Linked DNA regions of Homo sapiens: region 1 is linked to region 2. Evidence: read pairs that join two places in POLR2A ChIA-PET (ENCODE). Cell type or tissue: IMR-90. All regions are shown on one strand. Links, peaks and the distances in the headings refer to the core of each region. The heading gives the core; the rest is flanking DNA. Region 1 overlaps FRMD4A (FERM domain containing 4A). Region 2 overlaps FRMD4A (FERM domain containing 4A).

Region 1 (2,918 bases), core at 98-2,597, 92 kb after region 2:
CGTGGGTCCATAGTAGGTGTATATATTTACGGGGTACATGAGACGTTTTGATACAGGCATGCAATGTGTAATGATCACATCATGGAGAATGGGGTGTCCAACCCCTCAAGCATTTATCTTTAGTGTTATAAACAATGCAATTATAGTCTTTTCGTTATTTTAACATGTACAATGAAATTATCATTGACTATTGTCACCCCGTTGTGCTATCAAATAATAGTGGGTCTTATTAATTCTCTCTCTTTTTTTTTTGAGACGGAGTCTCGCTCTTTCGCCCAGGCCAGAGTGCAGTGGCGCGATCTCGGCTCACTGCAAGCTCCGCCTCCTGGGTTCACGTCATTCTTTTTTAGAGATGTAGTCTCACTCTGTCGCCCAGGCTGGAGTGCAATGACACAATCTTGACTTACTGCAACCTCCACCTCCCATGTTCAAGCAATTCTTCTGCCTCAGCCTCCTGAGTAGCTGGGATTACAGGCACGTGCCACCACACCTGGCTGGTTTTTGTATTTTTAGTAGAGATAGGGTTTCTCCATGTTGGCCAGGCTGGTCTTGAACTCCTGACCTCAAGTGATATGCCCGCCTCAGCCTCCTAAAGTGCTGGGATTACAGGCGTGAGCCACCGGACCTGATCTTATTCATTCTTTATAACTATGTTTTTGTGTTGATTAAACATCCCCACCTCTCCCCAACCCCCCGTGATTGAAAAAAAAATTTAAAGTTTTTTCCCCCAGTATTTCTTTAGTTGCAGCCTCTGTCCCAGCGAATGACTTCCTTGGACCTCTGAATAAGTAGGTCTAATTCATTCTTTCTAACTATATTTTTTTGTACCCATTAAACATCCTCACTTCCCCCCTCCACCCTCTGTAACTGAAAAAATATTTTAAGTTTTGGCCCCAGTATTTCTCCAGTCGCATCCTCTGTCCCAGCTAACTGCTTCTTTGGGCCTCTGTGGTGTGCATGGTGTTGCTTGTTTGCTACTGGCTTTCTAAACTGCTGCACACTCATCTTTCAGCCTATGGAGACCTCTCACCATCTGCCGCGGCTCTTTCATGTGCAAATAGTCAGGCATTTCACATCCAAGCTCTTTGCTGCTTCTTTGTTTCTTCTAGGGAGAGAAACGAGCTTGTGTTATAGTTCTTGTTCTCTGTCATTCATAAATTTGAAAAATAAATAAATAAAAGGTATTGCTGGTGAGATATTTGGAAAAATTCTTGTTCCTGGCATCTCCCCAATTAACAAGTGAGTCTTTTGTGGCTCTCTTTAGCCTTGCGAGGTCTGGCAGGCTATGTTTTTCTCACAAAACCTTGAAGCCTGAGTCAGTGGCAATGTTCTGTATCTCTTCTGGCTTGTCACAGCTGAGCAACACATGAGAAAAATGCTAGTCTTCTTCACTCAGGCTTAGGAATGAGGCCTCAAAGGGTTTTGCAATTGAAGGCATTTTGCTTATGGGTCAGCGGATGTTATGTAATGTAATATTGTCAATATAGTTCCTAGGCTCTTAATTATTTGCCTCTTGGTTGTGGCAACACAAACAGAGAACACACAGTCACCTGACTACTCAAATTCCAATAAATACAGGAACATGATTCATTCAAGAAAAGCAATAAAAGAGAGACTTCCCCCCCATTCAGCATAAGCTGAATATAGTATCTTCACACATCGTCTTTACCCTAGAGCTGGGGTTATAGGATTAGGTCATGTTGACAAACACAACAAAATAATACCAGGCTCCATGGCTATTTTGTTACTGCTTCAATTCAAGAAATTTCAAGGAAAAGGCAACATGAGTCAAGCAAGACAAAAGTCAACGCATGCTGCAGCCAGTTTTGAAACCAAAGGCCTCCCTTCCTATCTACTGTGTGAATTTATAATCTTTTTTTTTTTTTCGAGATGGAGATTCACACTTGTTGCCCAGGCTGGAATGCAATGGCGCGATCTCTGCTCACCACAACCTCCGCCTCCTGGGTTCAAGAGATTCTCCAGCCTCAGCCTCCCAAGTAGCTGGGATTACAGGCAGGGGCCACCCTGCCCGGCTAATTTTGTATTTTTAGTAGAGATGGGGTTTCACCATGTTGGTCAGGCTGGTCTCAAACTCCTGACCTCAGGTGATCCACCCATCTTGGCCTCACAAAGTGCTGGGATTACAAGCGTGAGCCACAACACCTGGCCTACAATCTTAACGCTCACTGGTTGTGTCGGTTTCTCTTGGAGCCAAATTCAGTTTGCGTGTCTGCGTCAGTGGACAAGATTTTGTTTGAAATAACAAAACTCACTCAGAAATAAAAAGAGAGCTCTGGTCAGGAAGTAATATATAGTTACATGCAAGTAAAACCATTCATTAATTCCCACCCAGGCCTTCCAGGGACACAGGCATAGATGTGTGTGTTTTCTGGTTCCTCCAATGAGTAGAACTGGAGAGAAATGATTAGGAAAGTCCAGGCTTGGTTGAAGGAGGTGATAGTCCCCAAATGCTAGCTTCCCAAACCCATAGGGACAAGAAAGCCGAGGGGATTTGGGCTATCTTTATACTGAATTCATCCTCCCATAAAATTCATTTAGGGTCAATCTGAAGTTTGAGTTACACACCTATTGCTTTTTTTCAAAGATAAATTATCATTTGCTACATGTTTGAGATGCATATTTTACTTTCAAAATATTCATTTCTCATCCTAGAATTTTTTTCCCAATTACCTTTTAGGTACGTTGTCTAGTCTAGATCAACAAACCACTGGCAGGCAATGGGAGAGTCTGGGAGAGAAGAAATGTAAATGATGTTTTTTAAATAACATCCATGTTACCATTCATATGCAAGACTCCATTTTCCATAGTGTGGTAAAAACTAGAAAAAAATGACCACATTTCGTAAGAAGGATAAAGATAGAAATTCACTGTTGACTGGGAACCTGATCTAGGGAGGC
Region 2 (2,918 bases), core at 167-2,666:
GTCCAAGACTGGTTGTATGAGCTGTTTGTGAAGATAAAAACGAATCATTGAAAACCCAATCTCATTTTAGAGGAATTGTCCTTTATTAGGAGAATGGATCATTGATGTCACTATAACTAATCATGTGGACAGCTGATAGAGATGCATTTTCAAAATGATTATTCTAGAAGTTCTGTTTCAAAAGCATATTTTCTATAAAGAAGAAAACACACAAAGCGTTCTACGTAATTACAAACCCTATTCTAGGTTGGTAGGTGTTCTTATATATTAGCTCACATGTTTTCTTATAGAGTGTGTGAGAAATTCAGTATCTATAGGTCATTGCAGGCCTGGCTCTGTGGTCTCCAGACAGCCAGTGTTAGAGCATTAGGTTAGGACTGCTTTGCAGGTTAGGAAAAGGACTCTCCTCAAATTCCTAACACATGGATGTTCATTCTAGCCACTGGTCCATATTTCCTTTCTAGAAGCAGCAGTGATGGGTGAACCACTGATCATTATAAAACCATGAAACATTCAAGGGCATTCATGCTTGGAGGAAGGTGGGATGTGCCCTGTGACCCTCAACACAGCCAACCCAGAACCAGAGAGGAGAGGACCAGGTGTGTTATCTTGTTGGTGCTTTGTCAACAGGCATTAGAAAAAAAAAAAAAACAGAAACAAAGTCCACAACTCTGATGACTCTGATGACGGACGCGGTTTCTACAAATAGACCAAAGAAAACCAAAACAAAAAACATCAAACAAACAAACAAACAAAAACCAAACCAAACACAATCCCCCTCCCCACTAACAAACGAACAACATCTAACTTAAAAAGAAAAATTTAAAACAGGTTTACATATGCCATACATATGTGTTTTACAACTTTGGGGCCAGAAGCAATTTATGGTAAGTCAGTAATTCAGATTGTTGGTCTTATTTATTTTATTTTTCCTATAGTTTTACTGCACAGCCAGGAGTGGCGTGGAGCTGGAGGCAGGGTGGGGGTGGGTGGGGAGGCAATAGAGAGGACAGAGGTCGATTTGTCATGAAACCAATGAAGCTTAAACTTCAGGGTTCCTCACTTCATGGGATCTTCCAAGTCTCTGGGATGATTCCTAGCAAGATATTCATGCATTCATTGCTTACAAAAGTGAGATATTTTAATTGTCATCAGTTACAACTAATGCCTCTTCTTTTGTTTTTTTTTTTTTTTTGAGACAGAGTTTCGCTCTGTCACCAGGCTGGAGTGCAATGGCGCGATCTCAGCTCACTGCAACCTCTGCCTCCCTGCAACCTCCACCTCCTGGGTTCAAGCGATTCTCCTGCCTCAGCCTCCTGGGTAGCTGGGCCTACAGGTGCCCATCACAGCCAGCTGATTTTTGTATTTTTAGTAGAGATGGGGTTTCACCATGTTGGCCAGGATGGTCTCGATCTCTTGACCTCATGACCTGCCCGCCTCTGCCTCCCAAAGTGCTGGGATTACAGGCGTGAGCCACTGCGCCTGGCCAACTAATGCCTCTTCCTATGTTGATTTCCCCTCTGTTAAATTTCCTCTTTTGCTCAGGTAACATTGGAATGACCACTGGGCATTTTTTTTTTTTTTTTGAATTCAGCTAAGGAGAAGAATGGTCAGGATATATTCAGTTTGGGAGAGAGGAATATATTTGAGGTCCACAGACATTGCCATCTGTAATCAAGTTACGGTGAGCTGCACCAGCCTAGAAATGGCTTCCAGCAAGAACCCTCACCCTTAAATGCCGACTCGCCCACCTTGTTCATGAAGGACTAGAGATCTTATCAAGATATGGCTGCATCTTATGGCACCAGGCTGTGAAGGTATGTGGCTAGCAGAAGAGAAAGAAGGTTTAAAATGCCAACAGCCAGAAACCCATCTGTGGAGGAATCTCCCAATCCTCAGACTGATAAGATAATAAGTAGAGAGTTCCATTCTCATACCTCCTGGACACAGGTGGCAGTGTTCCCACTGTCAGGAGTATATTTCATATATAGGACACACAATTACAAAAGCACCATATAATGTTTTCTTTATTGAAGGAACTAGAATATAATTGGATTTTCCTGCAATCCCTGTGTTTAGAAGGCACATATCTGTAATCTTACTCTCAACAGCATGTTCTGCAATAGATCATATAAAAAAGAAACCTGTAAGAAGTCTTCCCAAATTCTTCAATAATTCTAAAAATCTGCACAGTATTTCCAATGACAAGTTATGAATTGGAAATAAACCTTTCTTTCTTTCAGTAATGAAAGGACAAGTTTTGATCAGCCATACCATGCGAAAGACAGACTTAGCTTTCTCTTCTCTCTCTGTAGAAAATGTTATAAAATCATTATCTTGTGAAGAAGAGATCAAAGACCAGGCAACCAAAATAGGTAGGAAGAAGAGGATAATAGGGATGTTGGCAGGTTAATTAATAAACACACATTCCTTTTCTGAATTTTGTGATGTTTCTAATAGTTGTTGGCTTTCCTACATTTGTAACTTGTGATTTTTCCTTTCACATGTAAGTTTGTATAACTTTTTTTTTTGAGACAGAGTTTCACTCTTGTTGCCCAGATTGGAGTGCAGTGGTGCCATCTTGGCTCACTGCGACCTCTCGAACTCCCGACCTCCCGGGTTCAAGCGATTCTCCTGCCTCAGCCTCCTCAGTAGCTGGGATTACAGGTGCCCGCCATCGTACCTGGCTAATTTTTTTTGTATTTTTAGTAGAGACAGGGTTTCACCATGTTGGCCAAGCTGGTCTCGAACTCCTGACCTCAGGTGATCTGCCTGTCTTGGCCTCCCAAAGTGTAAGTTTGTATAATTTTTAATGATTTTCCTTTTAAGTCTCCCCCACCCCCAATTATATTAAGTTGGTGCAAAAGCAATGGCGGTTTTTGCTGTAATTAAAAGTAATGGCAAACCCGCAATTACTT

Evidence for each region. ChIA-PET counts read pairs that join two places held together with the same protein. Peaks named below come from ENCODE experiments on the same cell type or tissue, not always from the same donor. Only the 100,000 strongest peaks of a DNase experiment are listed, where the experiment ranks them.
Region 1: POLR2A ChIA-PET joins it to region 2 with 7 read pairs; 2 of 35 experiments call an interaction of 5 or more read pairs at or near these places.

Annotation. Positions count from the first base shown.
Region 1 is chr10:14,055,701-14,058,618 of GRCh38, forward strand. The region is part of intron 2 of FRMD4A (FERM domain containing 4A); the gene reads right to left. Among named protein-coding and RNA genes, the nearest start is that of FRMD4A-AS3, 17 kb to the right of the region's middle. In IMR-90, for the core only: no CTCF peak of the experiment used is centred there; a DNase peak (open chromatin) is centred at 1,381; H3K27ac peaks cover 477 bases.
Region 2 is chr10:13,963,496-13,966,413 of GRCh38, forward strand. All of the region lies in intron 2 of FRMD4A (FERM domain containing 4A), which reads right to left. Among named protein-coding and RNA genes, the nearest start is that of FRMD4A-AS2, 27 kb to the right of the region's middle. In IMR-90, for the core only: no CTCF peak of the experiment used is centred there; no DNase peak of the experiment used is centred there.